Linked DNA regions of Homo sapiens: region 2 is linked to region 1. Evidence: chromatin loops called from intact Hi-C (ENCODE). Cell type or tissue: endothelial cell of umbilical vein. All regions are shown on one strand. Links, peaks and the distances in the headings refer to the core of each region. The heading gives the core; the rest is flanking DNA. Region 1 holds the start of GNG4 (G protein subunit gamma 4). Region 2 overlaps NID1 (nidogen 1).

The links. Hi-C counts contacts between places; a loop is a spot of excess contacts. Peaks named below come from ENCODE experiments on the same cell type or tissue, not always from the same donor. Only the 100,000 strongest peaks of a DNase experiment are listed, where the experiment ranks them.
Region 2: it touches region 1 in a loop (11-fold over the local background); 3 of 110 quality-filtered maps call a loop at or near these places.

Annotation. Positions count from the first base shown.
Region 1 is chr1:235,634,534-235,650,746 of GRCh38, forward strand. GNG4 (G protein subunit gamma 4) reads right to left here and starts at 15,251. Exons shown (of 4, transcript NM_001098722.2): 1 at 15,129-15,251. It overlaps LOC124904560 (a long non-coding RNA gene), which reads left to right and starts at 5,510. Exons shown (of 4, transcript XR_007066960.1): 1 at 5,510-7,715; 2 at 7,850-7,937; 3 at 8,208-8,307; 4 at 9,022-9,298. RefSeq lists an enhancer at 13,456-13,750 and a silencer at 15,116-15,225. In endothelial cell of umbilical vein, for the core only: no CTCF peak of the experiment used is centred there; a DNase peak (open chromatin) is centred at 7,948; H3K27me3 peaks cover 230 bases.
Region 2 is chr1:235,978,507-235,994,719 of GRCh38, forward strand. It overlaps NID1 (nidogen 1), which reads right to left. Exons shown (of 20, transcript NM_002508.3): 13 at 15,139-15,366; 14 at 12,380-12,552; 15 at 6,873-6,999; 16 at 3,105-3,276; 17 at 1,990-2,147; 18 at 1,316-1,439; 19 at 489-601. Among named protein-coding and RNA genes, the nearest start is that of LINC02768, 14 kb to the left of the region's middle. RefSeq lists a silencer at 3,569-3,769. In endothelial cell of umbilical vein, for the core only: no CTCF peak of the experiment used is centred there; DNase peaks (open chromatin) are centred at 5,775 and 8,465; H3K27ac peaks cover 3,825 bases.

The sequences.
Region 1 (16,213 bases), core at 4,393-12,392:
TGTCCTAGACTATGAAGAAACGCAGATTTATAGCTTATCTGTATTTTCTTTCTGCTTTCCCTTGCTCCCACCAGCCTGGCTCCTTGTTCCTAATTAGGACCCCACAGTAAGGCTGCCTTCCTTTGCTGGCTGGACGCAGTGGCTCACGCCTGTAATCCCAGCACTTTGGGAGGCTGAGGCGGGTGGATCACCTGAGGTTGGGAGTTTGAGATCAGCCTGACCAACATGGAGAAACCCTGTTTCTACTAAAAAATACAAAATTAGCCAGGCGTGGTGGTGCATGCCTCCTACTCGGGAGGCTGAGGCAGAAGAATAGCTTGAACCCAGGAGGCGGAGGTTGCAGTGAGCCAAGATGGTGCCATTGCACTCCAGCCTGCGCGACAAGAGCAAAACTCTGTCTCAAAAAACAAAAAACAAAACAAAAAAAAGAAATACTTCCTTTGCTGAAGTCAGCAGCTGATAGAGGAAGGCAATACAAAGCCGGGTATAGACAGTGAATAAATTTAGAAAATGTACCAGAACATGGCATTGTTAATGAACCATGGAGCACCAGAAATGGAAGGATTTTGCAAACCATGGTTCCAATGGTTTTAAAGCGCAAAGTTTAAACATTTATAAATTAGGTCCCTTCTAAAGTCAATCAGACAAACGCAGTCTCTTACAGCCTCTTATGGTTTGGATATTTGGATATCCAAATCTCATATTAAAATGTGATTCCTTTGGGAGGCTGAGACGGGTGGATCACCTGAGGTCAGCAGTTCGAGACCAGCCTGACCAACATGGAGAAACCCTGTCTCTACTAAAAATACAAAATGATTCAGGTGTGGTGGTATGCGCCTGTAATCCCAGCTACTTGGGAGGCTGAGGCAGGAGAATCACTTAAGCCCAGGAAGTGGAGGTTGCAGTGAGCTGAGATCGCACCACTGGACTCCAGCCTGGGCAACAAGAGCAAAACTCCATCTCGGCGGGGAAAAATGTGATTCCTGATGTATGGAGGTGGGGCCTGGTGGGAGGCGTTTGAGTCATGGGGGTGGAGCCCTCCTGAGGCCTCCCCAGAAGCAGATGCTGGTGCCATGCTTGTACAACCTGCAGAACTGTCGGCTAAATAAACCTCTTTTCTTTATCAATCACTGAGCCTCAAGTATTTCTTTATAGCAACACAAAACCAACTAATACATGGCTGTATTTTCAGTATCTGTCGCCACAGAAGATACAACACGACAAAGCTGTGATTAATTCAGTAACATACTTAAATTCATCTTTATTAATCCCAAAGGCATCTATGCATACTTGCAAATTAATCAGCAGGATACAAACACATGGCAGTCGCAATTGCTCTACACAGGTTTCCTGGGTTGTGCACCTGTATTCAGAGACCCCTTGCAGTGGCTCTGAAGGCCCACCTTCCACCTTGAGGAAGCTGAAGGGCAGAAGACTGAAGGTAACTTAACCTCCTTAACCAACCAGTTAGTGTTTGAGAACCTGGTATTGCTGCACTGCCAGGGGACACCCAGGTAATGGCCAGGAACCCTCCTCTTGCTAGACAGGTAAGCCCAGACTAGTGTAGGGAGGAACTGGCTCTCTCTCTGTAGAGGGAGAATATCCTGAGAGACAGGGCTGGGCTGTTTTCACCGTGCTTCCTCATACCTGCCCCTCCTCTGACCAGCCAGAGTTATCCGCACTGCCTCAAGGAGAATGAGGACGATTACACAGAAGTGCAAAGAGGAATTTTGCTTTTTACTTCCAAAGCGGGTTCAGAAAGCCTTCTTCAGGAACAAGTTTTAGACGCTAAAGCCTTTGATTTATTTGAGGAAGGCTCTTTGGGGGTCTCAGAAAAGGGGAACCCCAAAGGCACCAGGTCCTGCGGTGAGGCCTGGGGCAAGGTCTAGGGGAGCCCCGTGTAGAGGAGAGCAGCTGGCACTGAGCAGCAGGCCTGCATTCCCTCATCTTTGCCACATGGGGAGCAGTGCCTGCAGCAAGCCACGGCCACGCAGAGGCACGGTGCCCACGCTGAGACCTCCCATCAGAGACCTCCCATCAGAGACCTGCGTATCTCCATGGGTCCTCCAGCAGGGCAATTGCCTGTGCCCTGAGATGTTGGTGAGCCTCAATCACATTCCTCCATACAACAATCTCATGTTAAGACCAGAGATCCGATGAACCCCCAAAGCAGGGTGGGATCCCCAATACTGACAGGCGATGGCATGCGGATGCCCCAGTGTTGTACTTCTGTACCTGGGAGGGACACATCGGAACTGGATTCTGGGACCCTATTTCCTTGTAAGTGCATTCTAGGTCTTTCCCTGCTACCCCAGCTGCTACCTCTTACCCCTAGGGCAAGAGGATACCCTAGGAACAGTGTGGAGTTCGAGTGGAAGCCCTGGGTGCCGTCCTTGCTCCTCTAGGCACCTTGTCCTGATGGTGATTCTCCTTTGAACCACAGTCTCCTCCTTCAAGAATGGGGATAAAGATCCCTGCCTCCCCACTGCACTCCAGCCTGGGCGACAGAGCCAGACTCCGTCTCAAAAAAAAAAAAAAAAATCCCTGCCTCCTGGCATTTCTGTAAAGATCAAGTGGACAGGGTACATGAATGCTTTTAGCAAACTGAAAAATGCTAATCAAATGCTAGTGATTGCTCCTTTGAAAATCCAAGCACAGCCTGCAAAATACTTGGAATATAAATTGAGCAGACATATCGGGAGTAGTTTCAGGTTATGCTTACGTGTCCTTTATTTAAAAAAACAATGCTTAAAACACCACCTAAAAATTCCTCTGACCACCTATTTCAGTCAAACGCTGGAAGATGGGGGATGCTTTATATTAAAGAATTAGAATGAGGCTGGGCGCGGTGGCTCACACCTGTAATCCCAGCACTTTCGGAGGCCAAGGTGGGGGGATCACTTGAGGCCAGGAGTTCAAGACCAGCCTGGGCAACATGGCGAAACCCCTTCTCTACGAAAAATACAAAAATTAGCTGGGCGCGGTGGCGCGTGCCTGCAATACCAGCTACTAGGGGAGGCTAAAGCATGAGAATCGCTTGAACCTGGGAAGTGGAGGTTGCAATGAGCCGAGATTGCACCACTGCACTCCAGCCTGGGAGACAGAGCAAGACCTTGTCTCAAAAAAAAAAAAAAAAAAAAAATTAGAATGAGGAAAACAATGATGAGGTGGAAACAGATGTTTGAACATAGGAGAATTTTCGATGCATAAGGATGCTGCGGGCACTTAACCAGATGTCTGCCCTTCACTACCTGGCCAGGGTGGCACTTTTAAACCATCTGATAATGGAGAGAGGCGGCACAGTCTGTATGGGCACACAGCTCACTCTGTGGCTGAAGCCACATGTGGGTGCACTGGGCCCAAGGAGCTGACCTCTGCTCTTGTGGCACTCCCAGTCCGGCACAGACTTGAGGAGACCACCGAAAAGGAGCCCAGGCCAATGGCCTGCAAAGCCACTTCCCTCTACTTGACCAAGAAGAGCTTCCCGGACCCTGGCTCCTGCCTGCGCATCTGGCCAGCTTCATCTTCCAATGCTCCTGGTCTCCGATAAGCCCCAGCTGCTGGACTGCTGTTTTTAAACCCCTTCCAGGCGGGAGGAACAGAAGAGAGGTGAGTGGACAGGTGCAGGCCCTGGAGCCTGAATCTGCTCCTTTCTAGCTCCGGAAATGTGGGTAATTCCCTTCACCTCCTGCTTTCTTCCCTTCAAAATAGAGGAATGGTTGTATTGGTTTCTATTGTGGCTACAACACATTACCATATATTTATGGCTTAAAACAATGCAGTTTTATTATTTTACAGTTCTGGAGTTCAAAAGTCTGAAATGGGTCTCGATGGACTAAAATCAAGGTGCCAGGAGGGCTGTGGGTGGAAGCTCTGGGGAGAGTTCGTATTTCTGCCTTTTCCAGTGTCTACAGCCATCTGCAATCCTGAGCTTGTGGCTCCTCCTGCATTTTTTTTTTTTTTTAACATTTTACTTTAAGTTCTGGGATACATGTGCAGAACGTGCAGGTGTGTTACATAGATATACGTGTGCCATGGTGGTTTGCTGCACCTATCAACCCATCATCTAGGTTTTAAGCCTTGCCTGCATTAGGTATTTGTCCTAATGCTCTCCCTGCCCTTGCCCCTCACCCCCCAACAGGGCTCGGTGTGTGATGTTCCCCTCCCTGTGTCCATGTGTTCTCATTGTTCAACTCCCATTTATGAGTGAGAACATGCGATGTTTGGTTTTCTGTTCCTGTGTTAGTTTGCTGAGAATGATGGTTTCCAGCTTCATCCATGTCCCTGCAAAGGACATGAACTCATTCTTTTTTATGGCTGCATAGTAATCCATGGTGTATATGTGCCACATTTTCTTTATCCAGTCTATCATTGATGGGCATTTGGGTTGGTTCCAAGTCTTTGCTATTGTAAATAGTGCTGCAATAAACATACATGTGCATGTGTCTTTATAGTAGAATTATTTATAATCCTTTGGGTATATACCCAGTAACGGGCCCTCCTGCATTTTTAAAGCCAGCCCAGCAGCATCCCCCACCTTCTCTCTCAGATGCGCCTATCTTCCTCTTATGAGAACCTTTGTGACGACACTGGGCCTGCCAGGTATTCCAGGATCACCTCCCCATCTCAGGATCTTTCCGTTAATCACATCTGCAAAATCTTTTTTGCTGTGTAAGATTCACAGATTCACAAGTTCCAAGGATTAGAGGGTGGCCATCTTTGGGGACCATGATTCTACCTACCACAGTAGTCATCAGGAATAAGTAGTTCATACAACATAAGCCACTAAGAGCCTGGGCTGCAGGAAGCACTTAATTAATGTGAGCCATAATCATTCTCCCTTGCTGAAACAGAGCCCCCAGCCTGGAAGGCTTTCGCCTTGCACTGGCTGTGCCCCAATAGTTCCATCTGGCCAAATCATGAGACCTCCTTCCAGATGCCTTCCCTGTCCTTCTGGGCCGGGCTTGGTGTCCTTCTGTGTTGAGGTGGGAGCTTTTCTTAATTCCGTGTTGTATGCTTTTTTTTTCTGAGACAGAGTCTTACTCTGTCGCCCAGGCTGGAGTGCAGTGGCACTATCTTAGCTCACTGCAACCTCTGCCTCCTGGGTTCAGGCGATTCTCCTGCCTCACAACCAGCTAATTTTTGTATTTTCAGTAGAGACGGGGTTTCACCCACGTTGGCCAGGCTGGTCTTGAACTCCCAATCTCAGGTGATCTGCCCGCCTTGGTCTCCCAAAGTGCTGGGATATCAGGCGTGAGCCACCGTGCCCCGCTCTGTGTTGTGTTATAATCCTCTGTCTCCCTCACTGGATTGTAAATGCCTCAGGAGCAGGGATGGCCTCTGACTTATTTTGCATTCCTACCCCTAGGACATGGCACACAGCAGCTGTCAAATGTCTCCTGGACGGCTCATGGGTGAAGGTAGGTCTGTGTCCTTTGGGGTGTCCAGAACCTCAGAGCTGCCGTTGCTGCTGTGGGAGGGGAGCAGTGAGGGGGTCTCTAGGTGGGGATCTTGTGCTCTGACAGAGGCAGCTCTTCAGGGTGGTAGCTGGTTTCCCCACAGAGAAGGCTGTCTCTCACCCCAGGCAGAAGAGGACAGATCCATGCATTCAGCCTGGGGAGGAGACCTGGTGTTGCAGGCACATCATGCTTACGGTGGTCAAACCCTCACAGCCCCACGAGGAGCGGGAGAGGCTGGCATAGGACACAAGAGCCTGGGGATGCTTAGGCAGGTTGGGGGGAATCAGATATCAGGAATAAGGACCCACAGAAATCATTTGGTTCAATGCATCTCAAATCTGGTGGCTGCAAAACTCAAAGACTAATTCCCGGACCCTAGCCCAGACCCACTATGTCAGAATGTCCAGGGGATGAGGCCCAAGAAGGGATATTTTAAAAACTGCCCAAAATGTATGCAGCCAGGTTTGAGAACCACTGCTGCATCTACCTTAGGCTTTATACACAGACTGTGCTACAAGTAAATGGTTCTCAAAACAGGTGTGTAAAACAGAAGAAAGGATACACACATCATTCAACAGACTACAGTGAACCTGCCAGACCACGCATCAAGGCGAATACATAAGACAGTCCTTGCCAAGCTGCGTCCTTGAGCCCGCCTGAATCCCGGCAGGGTGGAGTTGAGGGCGGCCTCTCTACTTCATTTAGCCCACCAGACCTTCGGACCTGAGGGTCTCTGATCCAGCCTCTCGGGGCCACCACCCCCTGCAGGGCTCCAGGAAGAGTCAAATTGCCCGGTGGGCCAGAGCTCTCCCTCCCTTTTGTTGCCGCTTGGCGCCTGGCAGGTCAGAGGTCACTGGGCCCAGCAGCCCCAGTCCCTGGATGGGTGGAGCACCCACAAAACAGCCAGGCTGTGAAGAGGCCCACTTTGGAGTGAGAAGGGGCTGCTTCTTGCGTGTCATTTTGCAAAAAGAATCTCTGTCTCTTCCTCTACCTTGAGTTACACTACCAAATACTCCTTTTGGTTAATGTAGCTTTCTTATATGCTAGGGGTGAGAGGAGGGGAAAGCCACCTTATTCTGTCAGGAAGGCACTTGGGCATAAATTAATCTGTAGGCCAAGTGCAGTGGCTGATGCCTGTAATTATGCACTTTGGGAGGCCGAAGTGGGAGGATCACTTGAGGCCAGGAGTTCCAGACCAGCCTGGGCAACATAGTGAGAACCCATCTCTACAAAAAGTTTTAAAAGAATTTAGCCGGGCATGGTGGTGGGCAACTGTAGCCCCAGCTACTTAGGAGACTGAAGTGGAAGGCTCACTTGAACTGGGGAGCTCAAGATTGCAATGAAATACCATCACATCACTGCACACCAGCCTGGGCAACAGAGCAAGACCCTGCCTCTAAAACTAAATAAATAATCGGCGGGGCACAGTGGCTCACGCCCGTAATCCCAGCACTTTGGGAGGCCGAGGCAGGCGGATCACCTGAGGTCAGGAGTTCTAGACCAGCCTGGCCAACATGGTGAAACCCTGTCTCTACTAAAAATACAAAAAATTAGCTGGCGTGGTGGCGGGCGCCTGTAATCCCAGCCGCTAGGGAGGCTGAGGCAGGAGAATGGCTTGAACCTGGGAGGTGCAGGTTGCAGTGAGCCGAGATCGCGCCACTGCACTCCAACTTGGGTGACAGAGCAAGACTCCACCTAAAAATATAAATAAATAAATAATCTGTGACTCCATCAACACTTTCACCTGTTGGCTCCACGTGCATCAGATGAGCTCATTTGGGAGGTCACCTTAACCTCGGATCAACATGGCAGGTCCTCCCACAAGCAGCCTATTTAAAATGTGAGCCACCCCCTTCCCCGGAATTCCCTACCTCCCAGCCTTGTTTTATTTTTCTCTCATGCACTTACTATATCTTAAATGCTTATTTATTCATGTACTTGTTTAAACTACTTTTGATTTTCTGACTTCTTATCATTGGTCTGATTCCTCCACCGTAACAGAACTTCCATGAGGGCGGGGATTTTTCGCTTCCCCCGCAACTGCCTGCGTTTTCGTAGCCCTAGAGCTTCCAACGTACAGTGCGGAAAAGCAACATAACACACTAAGAACCGTGCGGAAAAGGAGAGAAAACCAGACCGCAGGGGCATTTCACAGCTAACCACAGCGGTCCGAGGCGAACGCAGGGTGGAAGAACCCGAGCGAGGCCCGGCAGGGGCGGGGTGAGCCTTGGCCCCGCTCCCGTGCAGGTGTCGCGGGTAAGCTGCCGCGGTTACTGTGAAGCAGGGCCAAGGCCAGCCCTCCGCCTCGAGGCCACTGGTGCTTGGGGGTGGGAAAAGAGTGACCGGGGGCAACTGAGCAAAACATAGAACAGAAACTCCCTCTCGAATAGAGACCCACGCACGGAAGGATGATACACTGTGATTCCCCGACGTGGGCCTGCAGCAAGAGACGGGTGCTAACAGCGTCCGAGCCAATCCGTAAGCATCAGAGGGACAAAGAAATCATAAACAAGAGGCAGGATGCAACTGCTTCAACGCAGAAAGAATGAGTCATCCAGGAAGGCGAGGTGGTGGCGGGTTGGCTGTGGTTTTGCAGAGGCGGGCAGGAGGGGCAGGGGGCCAGGGAGAGGGCAGGGTTGGGAGGGTCTCTTTTAAGGGAATCCTATGCATGAAAGTCTGTGTAAGAAAGGGTGTGCCTCCTACAGAAGGATATTTGTTTTGTCCTAAACTTGCCGTGTGTTCTTGGAGGCGCGGGCCTCCCTGCTGTCATCACACCTCGGATCACCCCAGGCAATCTCGCCCCTGTGGCTTCACCTGGGTCCAGCCAGACCTCTGCTCAGCTCTGCACGTACATGCCCCCTCGATGTCACCTCCTGACTTGGCAAGTCATACACCCTCTCTCTACTTGCCCAGCTTCATTCACAAAACCAGGTCACATTACCCCTCGTCCATCCATGCTCAGTCTGGAAACCCTGGGATCCCAGACACCAGCCTCTCCCTGGCCCTCTGTTTCCAATCAGACGGCCACCCCGACTGACGCTGGGGCCGGGGCACCCTTGGGCGTTATCCAGTCTCCCTGTCCTCCCTCTCCTGCCCCACGCCTCCGACCTTCCCCACATGGCAGTCACAGCCAGACGGCCAAGGTGGGGCCTGCTGCTTCCTGCTTCTGCCTGACAATGGCCCTGGATTCCCCATTCTTCACGGTCAGTCTCACCTTCACACCCCGGCTCTGAGCAACCTTTCTGCTCTCTCCACTCCTCTTTCATGACCCTGGGCCCCTGCTGGCCGCCCTGCCTGGAAAGCCCTTTCTCATTTGTCTGGCTTGAAAAACCTGCCTCAGCTCACCAGGGCCAGCTCAAGACTCCCTCTGTTGTCACACGCTTTCTGCACTGCTATCAGAAAGAACTAACACTCTCCCTGTCTGTGCACTAATCCAGGGTAGGTGGGCTGTTTTCACACATGCACCCCCTCTAGGTTCTGACTCCTCTGGAGTGCATGACCATATCTTATTTGTTTCCCTGTCACCAGTGCCTAAACTATCTGATGCATATATTTATTGCAGGTGCTTATCACACATGCAGTCAATGAACACCTCACAAATGCAAGGTTCACATGCAGTCTTCGATGAACACATCGATCGCATCCAGCAGTATGTCTGTATTGGAAAAGTCCTTCCATAGCACCCAGTAATGAAAAGGAATGTGGCGGGGAGCAGTACTGGACAGTAAAACTAAAAACACCAGGAAGATCACAGTGAGATCAGCAGAGCCCTAGAATGGCAAATCCATGACAAAGAAAATTTCTGATGAATAAAAACGTGCCTGGGTCCAGGCCAGCAATTGGCTTCTTTCAGACACTATTGACTGCAACAAACCCTAGCACAAGGAGAGGGTCTAACGAGAAACTTGTTCAGAGGATGCTGACCCATCCATCAGTGAGCACAGCCAACCCAAAAAGGCGGGGACGCGGCAGAGCAGGGGCTGAGGGCACACTTGCTGCAGTGTTCACGGAGCACACACAGAAAGATCTGCCCGAGAGAGTCCCCAAAAGGCACAATTCTACAAGGTCAACCAAGTGGAGGGGAATGGCAGTGAAACGCCAAACTCCTACTGAAAGGTTGATGGGTACAGCCTTCCAGAGACAGGGCTGGGTGGCGGGAACGCGGGCACCCAGAGGTCCAGATCAGCAAAAGAGGCCAGTGACTCTGTCTCCATCAGATAAAATTCAGCCACAGCGGGAGGGAGCGTGTGAGACCCACGAAGGCCTTGCCCTGGACCTACACCTCACCCTGTTCCAGAGAGAATTCAGTGGCCGGCAACACTGCCAGTTCCCCTTTATTTCCCTTGAGGTCAACATTTTGGAATTTTCTACTCACATCCACCGAGCGACCCTCCTCGGCCACCTCCACACCCACACTCCAGGCCCACCACTGCCCTTGGGCATGAGCAAGCCTGACGCTGTCTCTCATCCTGGTAACACCTTCTTCCCCGCACACACCGTCAAACACATGCACGGTGTAGACTGAAGTCATCAGGTCTCCTTAACCAGGCTGCAGTCCCCTAGTACCCTGCCATGCAGCCCCACAGCTGCCGGGGGGATAAACAAGCACCTTCAGACTAGAGCAGCTTCTGAGTGATACGCAAAGTTAACTGGGGCACAGAGAAAACAGAATTTTCCCAAGATTGCTGAAGGAAAACTAAAACCGAATGAGGACTGACTCATGCTCGTTTAGTCGGCCACAGGCTAGGGGCAGCGGAAAGGCCCTGCTGGAAATTTCCATCCAGGGTCTGTGCAGGGCGGGTACCCCAGAGCCGCAGGGCAGGGCAGATGGCTCCTCAGATCGGGCTGGAGAGACATCCAGGAGGAGGATGCCAGTTGTTGGGTGTAGCTGGACCTTCCTATAGACAGGGAGCCATGGGAAGACAGAGACCACTGATGAGGAAGGGGAGATGCAGCAGCAGACACTCCGTCCACATGGGCCCCGGGCCGCCAGAGACCCCAGGGCCCACGTGGACGTGTGGGTGTTGAAGGGTAACACGTAGCCCTTTCCAAGGTGTGTTGATGACTTGGCTCAGCCTGCAAAGCCAGGCTGCCTGTACTGCTGCCTGACCTCTGGCCTCTGGCCTCCAAGAGCCTGACCCTCTGGGAAGACAGAGTCCCAGCATGGGGCATGACCACCCCATCTGCTCTTCCTGTTCATCAGTGTCTGGACCTGAGCCACAGAGTCCTGCTGGGCCATTGTGGAGAAGAACCTGCTCTCAGCCCTCAGCAGCCTCCCTGCCCTGCCCTGCCTCCCACCCCAATCTCAACAGCCTCTTGCTCTTTTCTTCCCGCCATCTAAGCTCATTTCTCCTCTTTGGGCCTTCATACATGGGTACTGCTTTGCTAGAAATCTCTCAATTTTACCTCTCTGTGTGGTGGGACACCAGAAGAAACAAGGTTGAGTTTGGGTGCTGGAATTTGGAGGAACATGTAAACACTTTTTCTGCTGTAGTTGTAGAGGTGCTTGAATAAGAATGTTCAGGCTGGGCATGGTGGCTCACACCTGTAATCCCAGCACTCTGGGAGGCCGAGTCAGGTGGATCACCTGAGGTCAGGAGTTCGAGACCAGCCTGACCAACGTGGAGAAACCCCGTCTCTACTAAAAATACAAAATTAGCCGGGCGCGGTGGCACATGCCTGTAATCCCAGCTACTTGGGAGGCCAAGGCAGGAGAATCGCTTGAGCCCAGGAGGCGGAGGTTGCAGTGAGCCAAGATCGTGCCATTGCTCTCCAGCCTGGGAGACAAGAGGGAAACTCAGTCTCAAAAAAAAAAAAAAAAAAAAAAAAAGAATGTTTAAAAAGAGTTAAAAATGTTTTCCTTCTTCCTATTTTATCGCCCTGCCTCTCTTTCTTTGTTGGAGCCCATATGGAGGGGACAGAAGACAAGGCCTTACAGCTGTACATTAGGCAGGGGCACCAGGAGGAGGTCCAGGCACTGATGAGAAAGGCATAAAGGCACAGTTAATGCCAGCTCATATGATCCATCGTGGCTGTTGTCCCGCCTCATGCACAGGGGGTGTTGGGGAAGAAACAATCTCTCTGGCCCAGAGGGATACTTAGAGTGCTTCTTCTATCTCTAGGGCCTTCCATGGCCTCAGAGCACATGTGTCACACCACAGAAAGCCAACCCAGCAACTCAGAGAGAAATGGTTTTAGAAATCTAAGAAGCAAGAGAAACAAATCCTCCTGGGAAAGGAGCTCATGTGCAGTGCCTGAGTGTGGGTCTCTCTACAGTTCTCCACTTTTTTCTCTTCCACACGTCTCTGTCACTTTCACTTGTCATTTGTGTATACTTTTCCTACATCAGTTAAAAAAGGTTCCCACCACCCACCAAACCCGCTGCCAGAACACTCCTGGACAGAGAGGACACAAGCAGTCACTGCTGTTTTTTGCAAATTAGAAACTTGGCAGGTATCCTGTGAGTATCAAAGGAGATCATCCACATGACACGTCTAGCCCAATCATTGCCCTTCTTTCCCCTTGTTGCCCACTAACCTGGGCTCCTAGCCCTATCCGATCCTCGGAGACTGGGCCTTTGGTGACCCACAAACCTCACGGCCATGGAGACGAACAGTTCCTCCATAGCTCCCTATACTTCCTCACTCCTGGGCACCCAGGGCTCCTTCCCCAGTGAGCACGGCGTCTTGCACACAGCCGGCTTTCCCTTATCTGCATGGCACCTGTCACTCTGTCTACCAATTTCCAGCAGGGAATCTGATTGCCCACCAGCCACCATTCAGTCTAACAAGAACTCCTTGGCAATTAGAGGAATTTGGAACGCTCCAGCAAGCTCACTGAACTGATCTCTTTTTAAGCACCCATTGTTTTCTCTGCAGTAATTTTTTTCTTTCAGCAGCTTTTCTAGCCCCTATTTCTTAACATTTCCTAAAATGAAAATTTCATTTGTGTTTTTACTTTTGATCATTTATTAACAGTCTTTGGCTTATTCTTTAGAGGTTTTTAACCAGCTTCTTTCAGTCTTTCGGTAGTATTACCCTGCAATCTCCTTTTCTTTCCTGATACCATTTAGCTTTTCTGACTTTCAATTAAAATATCCTTGCTATCCACTGTTGATAGGTTATTTATGTAGTACTTATACCTCTATTAAAGGAGTTAAATTTTGGTTTCTGGTTTTAAAAAAGAAACAATCTCTCTACCTGAATAATACAAGTCTCTATGCCTAAGTATATCTAGAATGAATAAAAATACCAAATTTTAAAAAAGGAAAACCAGCAAGATTAGATAGCAGTATATCCTTAAAAGGTGTTTCAAGAACAAAAATCAGGTAATATTTTAAAGTTACTACTTCAAAATTCCACGAAGAAAGGGGCAATCTTCTGACATACATTATTAGGCATTCTCCCCTCTCCAAGCAGAAACTGAGACAAACTAGGAAAAATGTGATAGTGAAATAAGTGAGATGCAGCTATAAATAAAAGAAGAAATTGTTGGGTACAGACCTTAGTCTTTGCTTTCTGCATAAGCAGTAGTTTTGTGGTAGGCGTGGGTTTGGGCGTGTAGGTCTTGGGGGAAGGAGCATTGTACACATTTTACAGTGTTCCTGCCCTCCTGAGACAGCTGTGGCTCTTGCTTCCCCAGGGGTCAGGGTCCATGTTCCCACCTCATGTTGTTTATTTATTTTGAGGCCAGAGTGCAGTGGCACCATCTCAGCTCACTGCAACCTCTGCCTCCCAGGTTCAAGTGATTCTCGTGCCTCAGCCTCCCAAGTAGCTGGGATTACAGGCGTGCACCACCACGCCCGCCTAATTTTTTGCATTTTTAGTAGATACGGGGTTTCACCACGTTGGCCAGGCCGGTATCGGACTCCTGACCTCAAGTGATCTGCCTGCCTCGGCCTCTGAAAGTGCTGGGATTACAGGCGATGTTCCCACCTGATGTTCTATCATTTCAAAGAATGCACTGAATATTGGGGGACTTCAGGGACTGTCACTTTTGCTTTAAAAACTGTAAAGTGAATCTAGGAAAAGCTTTTTTTTTTTCTGGTTTCTCCACCATCAGTTTGCATGAGAAACGCCAATCATAGGACTGCTGGGAATGGCCCCTTAGCTGTGCTGTTTCTGAGCCAGGCCTACATCCTCCACTGGCTTCCTTGGGCGAATTTTAAGGCCTATGAGCACTGGAGTTGTGCATGGAGGTGGGGGCCAACAGGAAGTCCATTGTCCTAAATAGTCATTTCAGCCTAACTAACCCCATGGTGAGGCTGCTCATTAACAGGCAAGGCATCACTGTAAACCTTGCATTTGCATTTACACCTACTATTTATTAAGTGCCACAGCCATCTCTTATCATGACCGGTCACTGAGCAAACCCTACATTTCAAAAACAATCCAGTTTATAGGTCCTCTGTCTGTTTCTCCGGGCTGGAAAAGGCTTTCCATTTATCAACTTAGTTGTCCCCCCAGTCGCCTCTTGCAGGGAACAGGGCCAGATCAGATGGCGGCTGGTTCCCCTCCCCCGCCTCATACAAAAATCAGGAAAAGGAGTTGCGGGAGGAATCGAGAAGCCGGCCGCAGAGCCCAGGTCCCCCATGGCTACTGTGAGGCATTCGCCGCTGCAAATTTCCTGTCCACTGTGGGAAGCGGCACACCTCACTCATGAGCAGACGACAGGACTGGCACGTTTTAATGGAGCACACGGGCGCAGCCTAGGCGGCCTTTTGCTCCGGCTGAGAGGCACGGGCCCGGTGCCAGCATTTGACAGTCCTGGGAGGCGACGGGTAGAGGAGAGACGCGGCAGCCGCGGGGCCGGGGAGACGGTGGGAGGCCCGGCGTCCATCATCCACTTTATTACTTGATCAAACTTTAACATTTTCGGGTTTCCTAACACCTTAGCCCCAAATACTCGAAATGAAGCAAATCTTAAATTAAGGAGTCTTTCCCCACCACGCTCTGTCCTCCTCCCCACTTCACCCTCCCGCCGTTTCGCGTTATTTCCAAGGCAATTTAAAAAATCAAGCCAAACAAAGCTCCCCGGTTGCTGCCGGGCGCGCGCGGCGAACGAAGCACATTTCAGTTCAGCACCAGCCTCGGGGACAGACGCCATCAAGGAGGTGAGGAAAACCACCCTCAGCTGCGGTGGCTCCAGCGTCACCCCGAGTGCTCCCGAGGCGGCGTCTGGGCTGCTGGGGAGCCAGGAGGGCTTCCTCAGGCACTCGCCAGAAACATTTCCCCAAAGAAAACGCCCAACCAGCCACGCCATCTCCTGCCACTGAGGTCCTTTTCCACGGGGGACGTCCCCGCTGGGAAAACAGCAAACGCTCTGTGACCTACAAATGGAAGAGGGGACCCCCGAGCCCCCGCCTGCCTCATGCCGGAGGGACCGGGCGCCCCCAGCCCCGGAAGCCCCTGGACGCGCTCCGAGGGGGCTGTCCACACCCGCGCGCGGGCTTCCCCGGGGCCCGGCGGGAGGTCCCGGGAGAGGAGGCCGAGGGAACCACAGGTCTTTGTGTCGCGTGCAGCAGCAGCTGGCGGCGTGAGGACCACACCGGCGCCAGAGCCGTCTCCCTAGGTCCGGAGACTTTCACCCCGAGTTTCCCTTCCGCGTCTGGCTGCACCGGGCTGGGCTCTCCCCGCGGACACCCGGGGCTCCGGCCGGGCGCCCACTTACCCGGAGCGGGATCACGCGCGGGCTTCGTCTGCAGCGCGGTGCTCGCGGGGGGCGGCCAGGCCGAGCGGCATCGCTCCGCATCGGGGCGCGGGCCGGGCTCGGGTGCAAACGCGCGCCTCGTGCCCCTCCCGCCGCCCGCGGGGTCTCCGCGTCCCGTCACCGGCCCCGCCCCGCGCCGCGCCTCCCGCCCTGCAGGGCCCGACCACGCGGGCCTGGGGGCGCAGGCGGACCCTCCCCCGGCCCTGGACGCTGGGGGCTTCTGCTCGGCCCCCTGTGCCGTGGGGGCCCAGACTGGGGAAGGGAGAGCCGGCGACTCTGCGACCCTCGCCCCCGTTCCACGCTGGCCGCGCCCACTCCGCCGCGGGGTCTCGCCCGGGAAATCCCGCCCGCTGCCACCGACGTCACTGCTGCGTCACCGGGGCTCCCGCGCTCCCCGCCCCCGCCCCCGCCCCAGCCCGGGCCCGCGCCCCCCGCCCGCTACTCGGGCCCACGCCCCCTGTCCCAGCAAAGGGCCGCGCCCCCGCCCCGCCCCCCCGGAGCCCGCGTGGCCGGGGGACCACTGGAGGGGTCTGTGGGGCGGGGCCGGGGGGTAAATCACTGGGGGGGGGTCTGGGGGGCGCGGCGGGGGGGAGATCACTGGAGGGATCTGCGGGGCGGGGCCGGGGGGGAAATCACCGGAGGGGTCTGGGGCGGGGCCGGGGTTGCTGGAGGGGTCTGGGGACGGGGCCGCGGTCAGCGCGGGCTCCCCGAAGCCTCAGGTACCGCCCTCGCTCGGGGTGAGCTCCAGCGCCTGGGCCGTTGGGGCGCGGGCCGCTTCCCACCCTGCACCAAGGGACGCCTCGGAAGCCTCCGGCCAAGGCGGGGAACGGCGGAGAAACGCGGAATACCTGTGCGAATTCGCGCGGCCGCGTCGCCACTAACCCGGCGAAGGCTGACCCGACGTTGCTGAGTGACGGGGACCAGGGGCCGGCGAGGCCCCCACTCCGGGGGGAGCGAGGCCGGGAGGGCGGAGGGCGCGTGCTGGAGGCGGGGGTGCCCTTCGCGCCCCGGTTCTAGGAGCGACTGCTCTCCAGGCCTCGTCCCTG
Region 2 (16,213 bases), core at 929-8,928, 340 kb after region 1:
ACATAATAATAGTACCTACCTCACAGGGTTGCTATGAGGATTACATGAACTAACAAATACAAAGTATTTAGAACTCTAAGTGAGTTGATATATGTAAAGTTCATAGCTCACAGTAAGTGCCACACATATGTTTTCAATTCTTATTATTAATTATTGTTATTGCTGTTAGGCCAGATGGATGGACTTTTAAAGGAGCAGAGATCCTAACATTGTAATATCCTAACCTGACTATTTGGAACCTGAAGACCCTATGCTTTTATATCCAGCCCAAAACTCAATGCTTTTCCTCATCCTGACAACTTCATGACCTAATATTTTCTGTTTATTTAACTGGTTCACCTGCTAATGAAGACCCTGGATGCAAAGGACTGGATCTCTCTTACGGCATAATCAAGGCTACTAGTGGCCATACGGGTAGCAGCCAGAGTGTGGGCTCTGAGCCTCCATGTGCCCCCAGTATGCCAACAGTAACAGCACAGGAGAGTTACCTTGCGGACACTGAGACAGGGCCGTGGTGATGCCATACAGCCGGGTCTGCTTGTGGGGTTGGAAAGCATCCGTCTCCTTGGAAATTGCAAGATCGAGAGCAACCACGGAATTCCTACAAAGCACCAAAGGGCAGAAGGTGAAAACACATCTGATGGCTTGAACTTGTATCTAAACAAGGCAGCCTCTTTGTCATTTTGAGGATAAACTGGAGGCCATAAACAGACATGATGGCCTTCTTCCTAGACATCCCTTCCTTCCCCTGGGGTGGGTCAAGCCTGCATTTCTCTGGCTTTTTACAAAAGGGTAAAGACCAGTTAGCTCTCCCCTCCCACTCTAGATCCCAGGCAGGAAATGAGCTTTCTAGACAGATGCCCCTGGCCAGTTGTCTTCTCAGTTTAATCCCTCCTTTTGCAGGAAGGGGTAGTCAGGAAGAGGCCGTGGGAATATTGCAGTTTAACAACTATAATGAAGCAGGGACATGAAGTGGACATGGAGCCCACCGGCCACGTGACCCTGGGCCAACTCCTGGGGAAAGAACAGACGTGCTGAGGAAGTCCAGGTTTAAAGACTTGAAACCACACAGTCAGGAGCATCTGGATGATAAATGGCACCTCCTGTCCCCTAGGGCCTTGTCCTCCCTCCTTCTTCATGCTCCTCTCTTGGCTCCTGACAACCAGAAGGATAAGGGAGAGGGGACATCTCTAGAGGGGGCATTTCTGGAGGCTCAAAAGTCAAGCCAAGAGGCCAGATGGGAAGGGCCTGGCCTCCCAGAGACAGTGGGTGGAGGGGCAGGCCCACGCAGCCCCCATGGCTACAGCTGACGTACATCTTCCAGTCTGTGAAATACAGATTCTTCCCGTAGCTCGTCACAGCAAAAGGATACTGGAGCCCTTCGAGAGCCTTGCGTCTGCTGGGCTGACTGGGGTTCAGGCATTCCGCCCGATTGGTGCCTGTGTGGAGTGGAAACAATTCATTCATTGTTCACACAAGAAATGGCCCCTTTGTGCAAAAAAAACAAGAGTAATGAGGGCAAGAGTGGGAGAAATTAAGCATTACAATGACAAGTCCCAGAGAACACATGAGGCTTGCTCTTAAAAACTGGCAAGTTGTCTCTTCCTCCCGTGTTGCTTCTGCTGGGGAGGCACGAGCCAGGGCAGACTAATGTAAGTTGTGAATTGCTTATCGGTATCAGGGTGACTCCAGGCTCTGTGCAGTGCCACTTACAACACGAGGGTGGCCAACTTTTTCTTAAAGCACCAGATAGTAAATTATTTCAGGTTTTGCAGGCCAGGAGGCAAAACCAAGGACAGTATGCAGGTATCTATACAATTTTGTACCAGTATATATTTAATGTACCAGATAAAACCGTAAAAACCATTCATAGCTTCTGGGTTATATAAAAACAGGTGGCTGGTTAGATTTGACCCCAGGGCCCTAGTTTGCCCACCCCTGACTTAGGAGATTGAGACCCGCCCTGGACAGTGTCCAGCTTTCCATCACCTGCATCCACCCAGCAGAGCTGAGATGAGAACGCATCGAAGGTCAGTCCATTGGGCAAGCCCAGGTCATCCTGCACAAGGATCCTCCGGTTCGTGCCGTCCATGTAGGAAGTTTCAATCTTGGGGTTATCTCTGTTCCAGTCTGTCCAGTAAAGGTTCCTGGAGGAGGAAAAAGGGGGGAAAGAGGAAAAGAAATAATAAGGATGCATGAGAAAAAGTTTATGAAAAACACTTGAAAAGAATTACAATGAAGTGATTGGCAGACATGAAAACAGAATGACTGAAAGGATCGAGAGGTGATAAAACACATTTTCTTTTGCAAAGATACTTGAATTTGGTTCCTCATTTGAGTTTGGTGATTCTGTTACTAACAAATTTGGTTCCCTTTAACATAACTGACATATAATATCTCAATGAAGCTGTTAGCAAAAGAAAACAAAGTAAAGGGCTATAACTGGCATAAATATATGGAATTCCCTGCATGAGGCCCACATGGAGGAGAGCACAGCAGACCCAGGGGACCAGACTAGGACAAGAAGCAGATGTTGGCAGGGGCTGTGGTCAAAGTACCTGCCTTCAAGGAGGAGGCTGAGTGGCCACAGAATAGGAGATGTGGTCTCAAAGGGAAGGAATCAGTGTCGAGGAACTAAGAGCCTGTTGTGTAAGAGGTAGAGCTTGCAGTAAGAAGGAAGAGAAAGCATGGATGTGCCGAAGAAACACACAGGAAGGGATCTCCAGGGTGTTCAGTCTGGGTCTGCCCCTGAAAGCAGCCTCAGCAGTCCATTTATGCCGCCCTGCTACTCTTCTGGAGTTGATATAACCTGAGTGTTGATCCACATTGAAGCCATATGGAAAATATCCAATTTCTGAGCATGCCAACTTGTAAAGTCTCCTGGCAAAAGATTTGAAAGTGGGACATGGTATCAAGTCCACACTGTAATACATGTTCTGGCATTGTACCGTGGATATCTACAAGTCACCAAAACTGTAGACTCTTTCGTCCCGTACTCATTAATTTCAGGAGACCAATGCTGGAGTTAAAGCCTCACATCTGAGAATCTCTAAAAGGGCAGATGCAAATCAAAGAGATGCACACACATATTTACACAAAGATACCCTCTCACGGAATCCGTTACAATGCCTCTGGGATTCACCAAGTCAGTCTCAAAGAGCACCCGGCGCTGCGTGCCGTCCAGCTTCGCCACTTCTATTCGATCCAGGTTAGAGTCTGTCCAGAAGATGTTGCGGCCAAGGTGATCAACAGCGATACCTTCTGGACTTCCAAGATCTAGAAGTAAACACAGAGCTCCTCTAATTTTTTTTGTTTTCTAAGCAGCTGAGATGAGGTTTTTCTGAATACTCAATGTTATTTCACATGGTGTCCAATCCCTGCACTTTAAGAAACCAAATGGGAATGTGAAATGCTTGTTGTTTATAAGATAAACAACACTCAAAGTGACAAATTCAAAAATGCCATTTACTCACTCTGTGGGTATCCATCATGCTGCACGTTGGGAACCAGGACAGTAACAATGACTAAGCCGAGGCCCAGTTTTCCATGAGCCCACAGCCAACCACAGTTGAGACTGAGTTCCAGGTCCTATGGGAGCCTGGAGGAGGAACCCCAGCCTGGGGAGAACAGGGAGGGGTTCCTGGGGGAGGTGACATTGCTTGAAGCTGGCACCTGAAGGACCAATAGCAGTTTGTCAAACAAGGATCCTGGATGAGGGCTTTTTAGGTAGCGAGACTGGCACATAGGTATAAAGGAAGGCTGGATGGTGGCTTAAAGTGAACAGGATGTCATTGTATGTGGCTGGAGACTATGAGGGTGGGGGAGTGGTCAGAGATGAAGGTAGGAGGCCATGTTAATGAACTTAGAACTTAGGCAGAGGGGAGGCAGTGGAAGATCTTAAGATAGGGAATGGAAAAATAGTTCTATCTTGTTCATTAGCTATCGGGGATAAAGGTCATTGAAATAATACTTTCAAGAAACCATAGCTGCTATTACTTTCATACAAGTATAAGGGGTACAAAGAAGGGGTGTCAGTGATTACAAATAACACCCCAGTCTTTACTGGGTTATAGCAACTGATTTTCAAGCCAGGAGTTGCCACTGGGTAACATGAACCTTCACTGCAAACCCTCAGCACCCATCTAACTTTACTGGAAGCTGAAGATTACATTGGTGTTTTATTATATAGTTTTTTTAAATTAATAATAACGATTGTGTTTTATTGATATCACTTAGGACTCTTTCCCTTCTACTGATTAAAGGAATGAAGGTCATTTAGTATGACTGGAGTATAAGCAGGAAGGAGAAGGGGCTACCCTACCTGAGGGATCTGGGGTATGAGGCAACCATTCCAATACTGTGGGTTTTTTTGTTTTGTTTTGTTTTTGACAGAGTCTCATTCTGTTGCTCAGGCTGGAGTGCAGTGGTGCCATCTCAGCTCACTGCAAACCTCCACCTCCTGAGTTCAAATGATTCTTTTGCCTCAGCCTCCCGAGTAGCTGGGATTACAGGTGCGTGCCACCATGCCCGGCTAATTTTTGTATTTTTAGTAGAGACAGGGTTTCACCATGTTGGCCAGGCTGGTCTCAAACTCCTGACCTCAAGTGATCCCCCGCCTTGGCCTCCCAAAGTGTTGGGATTACAGGCATGAGCCACCACACCTGGCTCCAATACTGTGTTCTTCTGTGGACATACAAGCAGTGCAGACCCTCAGCCCCCTTTGCATTAGCCTTCGCCAGAGCCCTAATATGATGGTGACCTTGGATGCTGGACACATCAGAGCCCCCAGAAAGAAAGCCCGCCAGAGGAAGTTTATTGAGAATTAGAAACCCCACTTGAACAAGATCTTTATTATCTAAACACAAAGTAGAGATTTTTAAAATATTAAAATATTTCCCATGTCCCTAGATGAACAGGGACAGTGAGACTGACCTCCAAAGGTCCCTTCTGGCTTTCAGATAGAAACAGAATAAGTCATTCTGGAGTATATTTGGAATGAGCACATCCTGTGTGAGAGACAAGAGCCACTCAGATATACGCAAATAAAACAGAGAATATAGGCTGCTCTGTGAGAGCATCTTTGCGAGGCACCTGGAGGAAGCTCCATGAGCTCCGTGCATATTGTCTCCTTAGAACCAGCCTTGGTCCCGATCTCAAACCCAAGAGCAACCAACCCCCTCTCCCTCAACTCAAAATACTTCTTTATGAGCTACTCTTCCAAGGGAAAGGTCTGGATAATCTTATCCTTCAATGTGCAGTCCGAGGAAGAAGTATTCCTTACTGCTTACCTCAAAGATATGATACTTTTTAGAGATACTTGGTTGGGTCTGTAACTCAAGGAAAGAAAGAAAGCCTGGGATCCGGGCTGTTATGAAATAAGGAAGAAATGAAAATGATACCTAACTGTCACTCTCACTCACTAGGGAAGCACCAACCTGTACCATGCTAAGGAGATAACTGGAAGCTTCTTTCTCTCTTAAAAAAAAAAAAAAGAAAATTATTCCCAGTGATCTTTCTTCTACAAAGATCACATTTTGGTTTAATTCTGTGTTTTCACAGTAACTAGGCTTTTGCTTGGAATGCTTCTTACTGTGCTTACAGCGTTCTTGGATGGTTATGAGCTCCAAAAGCAACAGGAAATAGCAAACAATGACCTATTCCCCTCTTCCACTGGGTTTTAAAATGAAATCATAGATAATAACAATAACATTTTTAACACACGGAGATAGGCATTTTCAAACTGTTTTTCACTAAACCAAAGCATGAAAACTGGAAGACATGATTTAAATAGCCTGTTGGCTTCCAGAAAAGGGTTCAGGGTCTATGTCCAAAGCCAGACATAGTTAATTCAACCTCAGCTTCATTCCTGCCGCATCATCTTTACTGAAGGCAACAAAGAAGGGAAAAAATGCTTCGGGAGTTGTTCCACAGGCACAGGAAATCTTCTAGAATATCAATTGTGAGGGAAACATTCCATTGAAAATAGAAAAAACTACATTCAGTGCCAAGTAAAAAGAAATACAAAATGAGGCTGCTCTATTTTAAAGATGTATCTTTGATGTGAATATTTTGCAGAGAACGCAAGGTGACTCCACAGAACAAATATCATCAGCATGACAATGCCATAGGAGCAAAAATATTCCCAAGTCAGTTGATGAGTCGCTGAATTAAGCAACATGTAATACTTGACCATTTCAGCACAGTGGAATTTTTAGAGGCCTTTGGATTTTTGTTGTAATGGTCTTTCAACTAGATAAATCATACCCATGTAAAACAGTCTTGATTTGTTGAAGGTAGGCATGAAAAACAAAGCACAGAGTCATTGGTTGAAATTGGCATCCTTAATGAGGAATTTCCTCAATTGAGGAATTGAGGTTGAACACTGAAAAGTAGATTGTGCCTGCCGGGCGCCGTGGCTCACACCTGTAATCCCAGCACTTTGGGAGGCCGAGGTGGGCGGATCACGAGGTCAGGAGATAGAGACCATTCTGGCTAACACGGTGAAACCCTGTCTCTACTAAAAAAAAATACAAAAAATTAGCCAGGCATGGTGGCGGGCGACTTTAGTCCCAGCTACTCGAGAGGCTGAGGCAGGAGAATGGCGTGAACCCAGGAGGCAGAGCTTGCAGTGAGCCAAGATCACGCCACTGCACTCCAGCCTGGGTGACAGAGTGAGACTCTGTCTCAAAAAAAAAAAGAAAAAAAAAAGTAGAACGTGCCTAAACTTTACACACTTTATCGTAGTAATGCAACAAAAGACTGAGAAATGTTTGTGAAAGTTTGGCTTCATTTGCTGTTCTTCTCTGGCATACATGGCCACTTTGGCTGCTAGAAGCAAAACCAAAAAGGAAAAATGATATTTGCTTACTTACCTTGTCTAATGATGGTGGTTGGCTCTCCACCATGTAGACTAGCTCTCCCAATGGAAGGCTCAGTGATGTCCGTCCAGTAAACCATCTTGTCCACGCAGTCAAAGGCCAGTCCAATGATGACTTTAGCCTGGATGTGAAGACCAGTGGTTAGAATGGTCCATCTACAAGCATCTGATAGTGAGAATCTTTTTGCGTGCCTACAGGCATTTGGATATCTTTTGTAATGAAGTGTCAAGTGTTTTGTTCATTTAAAAATTTTTATTATTGAGTTGTAGGAGTTGTTCGTATATTTCAGAAAAAACTCCTGTCATATACACATATATGCACATCTATATGTATAGGAATTTGTGTGTGTGTGTGTGTGTGTGTGTGTGTGTATATATATGCATAAATATGTATTTTTTGAGACAGGGTCTCTGTTGCCCAGGCTGGAGTGTAGTGGCGTGATTACTGCTCACTGCAGCCTCAACCTCCTGAACTCGAGTGATCCTCGCCCTCAGACTCTCAAGTAGCTGGGACTACAGGCATGTGCCACCATGCCTAGCTCATTTCTTAAAATTTTTTGTGGCAACAGAGTCTCACTGTCTTGCCCACTCTGGTCTTAAACTCCTGGCTCAAGCAAGCCATCTGACTCAGCCTCCCAAAGTGCTGGGATTACCAGCACCAGCCACTGCACCCACCCATTATTTCTTCTCAGTATGTAGTTTGCTCTTTCATTTTCTTAATAGTGTTTGGAAGAGCAAAAGTTTTTGATGTTTAGTAAGTCTAATTTATTATTTTTTCCCTTTATGGCTAATGCTTTTTGAATACTAAGAAATCTTTGCCTACTTGAAGGTGATAAAGAAAAAGAAATAAAAGGCATACATATTGAAGAAGTAAAATTACTCTATTCTAAGATAATATGGTTATTTATGTAGAAAGTCATGGGGAATCTATAAAACTGCTATAATCAAAAGTGAATCTAGCAAGGATGCAAGATACAAAGTCAATATAAAATTATTTTTCTATATACTAGCAAAATATAGAAAATAAACCTTAATAATTGTGACAGCATCAAAAAAAAAAACCAGAAAATATATAAGGATAAACATTTTTAAATATGCAGGATTCCACAATGAATACTATAAAACATTGCAGCATGAAACTATAAAAGACCCAAATAAATGAAGGGATAAATAAGGTTAAATGTAAACAATTTACATTTAAATTGTAGCTGGGACTACAGACATGTGCCAGCACACCTAGTTAATTTTTCTATTTTTTTGTAGAGACAGCGTCTCACTATGTTGCCCAGGCTGGTCTCGAACTCCTGAGCTCAACTGATCCAGCCGCCTGGGCCTCCCAAAGTCCTGAGATTACAGACGTAAGCCAGTGCGCCCAGACAAGGCTGTGCACTTTTAAGATATTCACTCTCTTAAACCATCACAACCAAATGCTCAGGCCTCAACTGTGGGTACCTCCTTCACGGCATCCCATGCCTATCAACTTCTCTGGCCTTCCGTGGTATTAAGGAAAGAGAACATTTCCTTCAGCAAACATGCTCATCAACTTCTCTGGCCCTCCATGGCTTTAAGGAAAGAAAACATTTCCTTCAGCAAACACGCCCAGAGTCCTTTTCCACACATTAGTTCTTACAAAAGTGAGACAGAAAAGGACCAGAGGAAGCAAAGTTGAGTAACATTTTACATGTGATTTGAGTTTCATGAAAATCTACTGGGCTATTGTTTGGTTTGAAAAGCCACTGAGAGTTAGCTCTGAGTAAGCCAGCCTCTCCTCAGACAAGGCAAATCAATTACCTGCCAGTAACTCATTAATGAGTATTTATTAGGTGCTCATTATGTATGACGAACTATGGTGATACATAGACAAAACTCCAACCTAGAAAGAACACTGAGTTGCTTAACTTCTCTAAAGCAACCACCTCAAAACAAGCCATCTGCCCATAGGTTGATTTGGCAAAGCCTTGTCGAGATCTTTTGCAAATTAAAATATTTTAAAACTATAGGAATTCATACTTATGTAAAATTTAGCCATTGGGAGAAACCAGGTGAAAGGTACACAGGACCTCTCTGTATACCTTTCCAACTTCCTGTGGCTCTGATTACTTCAAAATAAAAACTTAAAAACAAAACAGAAGCACAAACTTTTCCCTTGATCAGACAGTGAGGAGTTCCTTTCTTTAGATGCTGCCCATGAGAGGCTCAGGAAGAAGCTGCCGGGCTGTATGATCTCAGCATGTGGTGAGGTTAGATTCTGTCAATAGCCTGGAAACTATTGAAACACTGAATTGTTCAGGTACAAGAAACCCTGGGAGTGGGTTCTTGGTCGTGGACACAGTACTAGGCATTACGAAGCCAGGGAAGGTCTCAGGAGGGAGGGTCTCAGGACCAAGGAAGTGGTGGACCAGGATGATCTTTTACTGGGAAAATCAGGAGGATGAGCACATACTTCCTCCTCAAGGGGTCAAGTCAAAAAGGACAGTGACCCTTACCTCACACCACATACAAAAATTAACTCAAATGAATCAAAGACCTAAATGTAAGAGCAAACTTATCAAACTCTTAGAAGAAAACCAGGGAGAAAGCCTCATGACATTGGATTTGGCGACAATTTCTTGGATATGATACCAAAAGCACAGGCAACAAAAGAAAAAAAAAGGTAAATTGGACTACATCAAAATTAAAAATGTCTGTGCATCATAGGACACAATCAAGAGAGTGAAAAGACAACCCATGGAATGGGAGAAAATATTGCGAATCATGTATCTTTTAAAGAGTTAATATCCAGAATATATAAAGAATTCCCACAACTCAACAACAACAAAAGAACTGATCAAAAAATAGGCAAAAGGATTTAAGTAGACATTTCTCCAAAGAAGATATACAAGCGGCCAATAAGTACGTGAAAAGATGTTCAGTGTCATAAATTATTAGGAAAATGCAAATCAAAACCACTTCACACCCGTTACAATGGCTATCATTAAAAAACAAAAACAGCCAACAAGTTTTGGTAAGGATATGGAGGAGTTTAAACCCCTGTGCTCTGCTGGTGAGTAGGTAAAATGGTACAACCACTGTGGAAAACAGTATGGTTGTTCCTCAAAAAATTAAATATAGAATTACTGTATGATCCAGCAATTCCACTTTGGTATATGTATCGAAAAGAAGTTAAAGCAGGGACTCGAACAGATATTTGTATACCCATGTTCATAGCAGCATTATTTGCAAAAGCCAGAAGGTGGAAGCAACTGCTGATAGATGAATAAATACACAAAATACGGCAGATCCGTACAATGGGATTTCAGCCTTAAGAAAGAAGGAAATTATGACACATGCTACAATGTGGATGAACCTGAGGACATTATGCTAAGTGAAATATGCCAGACACGAATGACAAATACTGTATGATTCTGCTTCTAGGAGGTACCTAGAAAAGTCAAAAGTATAAGGGCAGTAAGTAGAATCGTGGCTGCCAGGGGCTAGGACATGGGTGGAGGGAGAATGGGGAGGTATTGTTTAATAGCTTCAGTTTGGGATGATGAAAAAGTTCTGGAGATGAATGGAGGTGATAGTTGCATAACATTGTTTATATTCTTAATACCACTTTCAACAGGTTTTTAAAAGATGGTGAATGTTTATCCCGTTGTTTCAGCATTCCCCCTTCCACCACCTAGCCCACTTAAATTATCTGCTTTTTTTTTTTTTTTTTTTTTTGAGACAAGAGTCTCATTCTGTTGCCCAGGATCTCAGCTCACTGCAACCTCTGCCTCCCAGGTTCAAGCAATTCTTGTGCCTCAGGCTCCCAAGTAGCTGGGATTACAGGAACGCACCACCATGTGCAGATAATTTTTGTATTTTTAGTAGAGATGGGGTTTCTCCATGTTGCCCAGGCTGTAAATTATCTGCTTTTTATTGCCTCACATGACATTTAGCCTCTCCCCTTGGTCTTGGGAAAGAATGTCTTTCACAGGGAATTTAACCCATTCCTATTACCTGAGAGCATGTGCTGGAGATGGAAATGACACAGATGATCTTCAAGGTTTACATTTTCAGCAAGGCAATAGATGAATACAATGATCATGCATGCATTTGTTCAGCAAATATTTTTTTGAGTGCTTCCTATATGCCAAGCAGTTTTGGGTCTAGAAATACCACATGAAACCAATACCTCCATGAAACAAATGAACAGTTCCTGTCTTGTGGTGCTGATATTTTAATAGGAAGATACATGTCAGATACACAACACAAATATGGGTATTTAATGCATCACATAGTGCCAAGAGCGCTGATGAAATACAAAGCAGCATAAAGAGCTAGAGAGCAGTGGTGGCTGCTGTCTGGACAGGGGGATCAGGACAGGCCTCTCTGAGAGATGATGTTTTGGCAGAAATTTGCATGAAGTGAGGCAGTGAACTGTGCAATTGTCAGGCAGGGGGAACTGCAAGTGCAAAGGCCCTGAGACAGAAATGTGCCTGGTGTGTTCCAGGACCAGCCAGAGGGCCAGAGGGTTGAAGTTGGTAAGTGAGGTGAGAGTGGTAGGGAACAGGGTGGGAGAGGGAGCCAGAGGCCAGATCCTATAGGGCTTTGAGGGCCATAAAAAGGACTGGATTTTATTCTGAGTGAAGAGGCAACCCATTTGAGAGCTTTGTGCAGGAAAAGGACATGAATCTCATAAAGACTTCTTTGCAAGAGGCTTTTGAAAAGTATTTTTATTTTGGATACTTTTTTGCTGATGTTTCCTCCCTGGTCCCAAAGAAGGGATGTGGCTGTGTGTGGCATCTATGAAGTGGAGATCAATTCAGGAAGAGTAAATAGAAAAAGAAGAAAACACAATGGGTAGAGAAAGGAGGAAGAGAAGAAAAGCTGGAGGTTGGTCCTGTGGCAGGCAAGATGGCCCAAGTAGCATCTTTACCAAGAATCTTCAAGTAGACTTTGTGCCTCCAGTGAGGAATGATAGGGCTTTCTGCCAGACTTTCTTTTACAAGAGCCAATGATCTCAGACCCTCCCCTCTCCTTCACTCCTCATAGGACCCTCACAGCCCCTCCCACTGCTCCAGCAATTCTGACTCAGCCTTGTAGTGGAAGCCTGCAGGTCTCAGGTTTGGTTTCTTGGCAGGGGTCAGGATCAGATAAAACCGAATGGCTTTTCTGAATTGCCCAACCTCTATCTAATGGGAAAAGAAGTCCCTAAATCACAAAATGCATCTCTGAAGCTTTGAAAGCCTCTAAAAACTCCAATGCTTGTTGCTACGTCAGAGCAGATATGAGGCTCTTAAATTGAGCAGCTGCTGAAAGATGAATCACTATGAATTTGGCAGGGGAATGGAAAGATCACGAGCAGCTCAGCAATACAGTGGCCCCATCTAGAGATGGTCACCCAGGACTACATGGAATGAGCACCCATGGTTCCAGGGGTTGAGCCTGGGGTTCTGGTCTGATATCGTCCTGCTTGTTTTTCCAGGTCACTGAAGCAGGAGCTGTCACCAGGTATAATCAGCCAGCACTCACCGGGACATGAAGGAACGCCTTTGCTTCTGTCTTCCTCATGGTATTTCCCTCCAGGGGCAGGCGCTCAATCTTCCCAGTCTGGGCAAAGAGTAAATGGGTCCCAGGAGGCAAGGGGATCACGGCGGTAGGCACCGCAGGTCCTTGGTGAATCGGGGGAGCCACTGTACTCAGACCTGCATGGCAGAGGGGGTCAGTGAGGGAGGCCCGTGTGCACCAGGAACACACAGATGCACACACACACACCCCCACACACATGCACGCATGCACACACATACACACACCCACACATCAGGTCACATCACCTTCATGGCACCACAAACTGCCACAGCCACACAATGCCCATTTTATAGCTGAAAGCACCAGAATTAGAAAGCCCTCAGTCAATCAAAGAGCACTGATGAAGAAGGTAATACACAGCATTAAAAGTCACGTGAAAAAAAATGGCTTGGCCTCCCTCTTTTTTTTGAGACGGAGTCTTGCTCTGTCACCCAGGCCAGAGTGCAATGGTGCGATCTTGGCTCACTGCAACCTCTGCCTGCCTGGTTCAAGAGATTCTTGTGCCTCAGCCTCCTGAGTAACTGGGATTACAGGCATGCACCACCATACCCAGTTAATTTTTGTATTTTTAGCAGAGATGGGGTTTCACCATGTTGGCCAGGCTGGTCTCGAACTCCTGACCTCAAGTGGTCTGCCCACCTAGGTCTCCCAAAGTGCTGGGATTACAGGTGTGAGCCACTGTGCCCGGCCGGCCTCCCTCTTAATAGAAAAGCTTTGGCTACCCATGCTCTGCTTTAGGCACTGGTGCTAGAGGAAGGAACCAAATAAGAGCAGCACCAGCAGCACCAGCGGTAGCACAACAGCGAAAACAGCATCCCTGAACTCCCTGCCCACAGGGAGCCAGGTTCTAGTGCAAACTATTGAGCTTTTCCATGCTGGAGGAGCCTGTCAGAATGAGTTGCCCCATACAGTGCACTCTGTCCCAGTGCCACAGGGATGGGAGAGCCTGGGGCCTGACAAGCAAGAACATGACGTTTATGGGCTTCCAAGAACAAAATCATGGCCAGGGGCTCCTTTTCCCTCAGAATCAGGCTTGCCTTCCTATCTCCTGACCTCAACCCCTCGCCGGGCTCCTTGATTCACTTGATGAGACAATGTCCCAGGAGGGACACACAACTGTGCTGCAAAGCAAGGAGGGCTAAGAGGGCTGATTGGGTGTCTGGAGACCTGAGCCCTGTCCTGGCCCCTCTACTCACTCGCTGTGTGCACAGGGCATGCATCTTCCAGAGCCTGGTCTCCTGCTCTCTACAGTGAGAGCTGGACAAGGTTGTCCCCAAGGTCACTTTCTCTTGTCTATCTTGCCTATTACACCCAATCGGTGACACAAACCAATCTGGTCAACCTCTTTCATATCTCTGAAATCCATCCGTTTCTCACCTGGATTCATCGTAAGTAGTGCAACAGCCTTCACCTCCCCCCGCCAGGGACTGTCAAGCCTGCCTCTCAGCTTCTACCCCCACAGCCAGTGATATTCTAAAACTAAACCCTGCTTCACATGGGCGCCTGCTCCAAACCCATCCCAGGCTCCTCGTTGCCCTCATGACCAATACTCAGGCTTAGAAACGTGGCTCACACGGTGCTGCTTCTGGAAAGCCTCACCCATGAGCCCACCGCCCCACGCAAGCCAGGATTCCGCCTCGGCTCCCTGGTCGCTGTCTGCTTCTCCTAAAGCTCATCTCCCTACACTGTTCCTGTCTATTCACCGTCCTTTCCGCTTCTTGGGGGCCCAGCACCGTGACTTTCCTCTGGGCATCCTAGCACCCACCACAGCACTGGCCCCTCAGTGAATGTTGGCTGTGTGAACGAGTGAAGTTTCTGAGTAATTGTTTTACTGTTTCTTAGCAGCTTCGGGGAAATATTTGATAGGATATCAATCAATGATTATTAGCTAAATTGTGAGTGGAGATTCAAAGATTCATTATATTCGCTTTTGGTAGTTTGTGACAATAACCAATTTCTACATTTGCAACGGAAGGAGAATTTTAGAGCTGGGAATCACTCTCGGGGTTATTTTGCCTCATGTTTAGGTTGAGACTGGGGACGCTGAGGCTGGGGAAAGTGTCTGTCCAGAGTCACACAGGGCCCCTGGCCCCCAGGACAGCAGCTTCCCACTGCCTCCGGTGATGGTCTTAGAGCCAGCTCATGCAGAAAGCTTTGTGGCTGTTTGCTCCTTGGATTGGAAAATCAACCCAAGTAACTAAAGGCCCTAGGGCACGACTGAAGGAGGCAAGGGGTGCAACGGTCTGAACAGGCCCTACTGCCTAGGGCACAGAGCCCTGGGGAAGGGTTCAGGTTGGTCCCCACCATCCCTGCCATGTCCCAGTGCAGGAACATTCCACCTCCACGCCTCCCTTGGCAGAGAGTTCTTCTGGGAGGCCTGGAGCACACACAGCCGCTCTGCTACCATTACAGGTACCGCTGTGGCAGGCCCCACTGGGTATTTACACCCTACACGTGTGTGTGTTGGGTGGGGAAGGAGAAAGAAGAGGGTAAGAGAACAGAGAGGGTGAGGAGGAGAGGAAGCACGGGGAGGAGCGGGGTAAGTGAGAGGGAAGAAGGGTGCAGCAGGAGCGGGTGGGGCTGGAGCCAGTGGAACAGTTCAAGCTTTAGGTCCAGCAGAAGAGCAAAGAGCGTGTTCAGCAATTCCGGTCCCCCGAGGTCCTTCTCAGGCACACGCCCAAGCACGGCCTGCACCCACTTACACGGGGGCGTCATCCCGGGCCTGGTCCTGGTGCCCTCCACCTCGCGGCCGTCGCGATCCACGCACCAGCAGTAGCCGGTGCTGCCGTGGCACTGGGTGGGCGCGTAGTGCCCGTGCGCATCGCACTCAGGAACGAACAGCCCCGGAGGAATGGGTCGCTGTGGGTCTGTCGCCCCCGCTGCCCCGAGAATGTGTTCTCGCTCGTGCTGGCACCGGGTTTTCTCCACCTCTATCAGAGAAACAGGCAACAAGAAAGCTGTCAGGTGCGTCATCCGTCAGCGCTCCCTGGCGGGGCTGCAGGAGTCCCCGCAGCTCGCTCAGAACCACGAGGGCTGCCTGTGTGTCACTGGGTTTTGTTTCATCAGTTATTCAAAATGCAGAAACATCATTATTATTGAATAGGTTTGTCAAGAAAATGATATTTACATCTCCTTTATACTCCTAGGTAGTTCCTTTTAAAACACTTTTAAAAAATTGAGGCAAAAAGAAATGAAGCAAATTGATAGAACATACAGTGAACCTTTTTTTACTTTTTTGCGATGGCGTTTCGCTCCTGTTGCCCAGGCTGGAGTGCAGTGGCACGATCTCGGCTCACTGCAACCTCTGCCTCTCGGGTTCAAGTGATTCTCCTGCCTCAGCCTCCTGAGTAGCTGGGATTACAGGCACCCGCCACCAAGCCCAGGTAATTTTGTATTTTTAGTAGAGACAGGGTTTCACCATGTCAGCCAGGCTGGTCTCGAATACCTGGCCTTAGGTGATCCGCCTGCCTCAGCCTCCCAAAGTGCTGGGATTACAGGCATGAGCCACTGCGCCCTGCCAAGTGAACCATTTTTAAGTAAACAATTCTTTCACTTAGCAGAATGTTGTCAAGCTTTATCCAGGTGGTAGCATGTATTAGAACCTGCTTCATATTCATGGCTGAATAATATTGCATTGTAGGGACAGATCATATTTTGCTTATCCATTGATGAACATCACTGGGTTTTATTTTAAGAAAATTTTTTTGTTTGTTTTTTCTAAATGTGTCATTTTTATCATCTCAAACTTCTTCTTCTTCTTTTTTTTTTTTTTGAGAC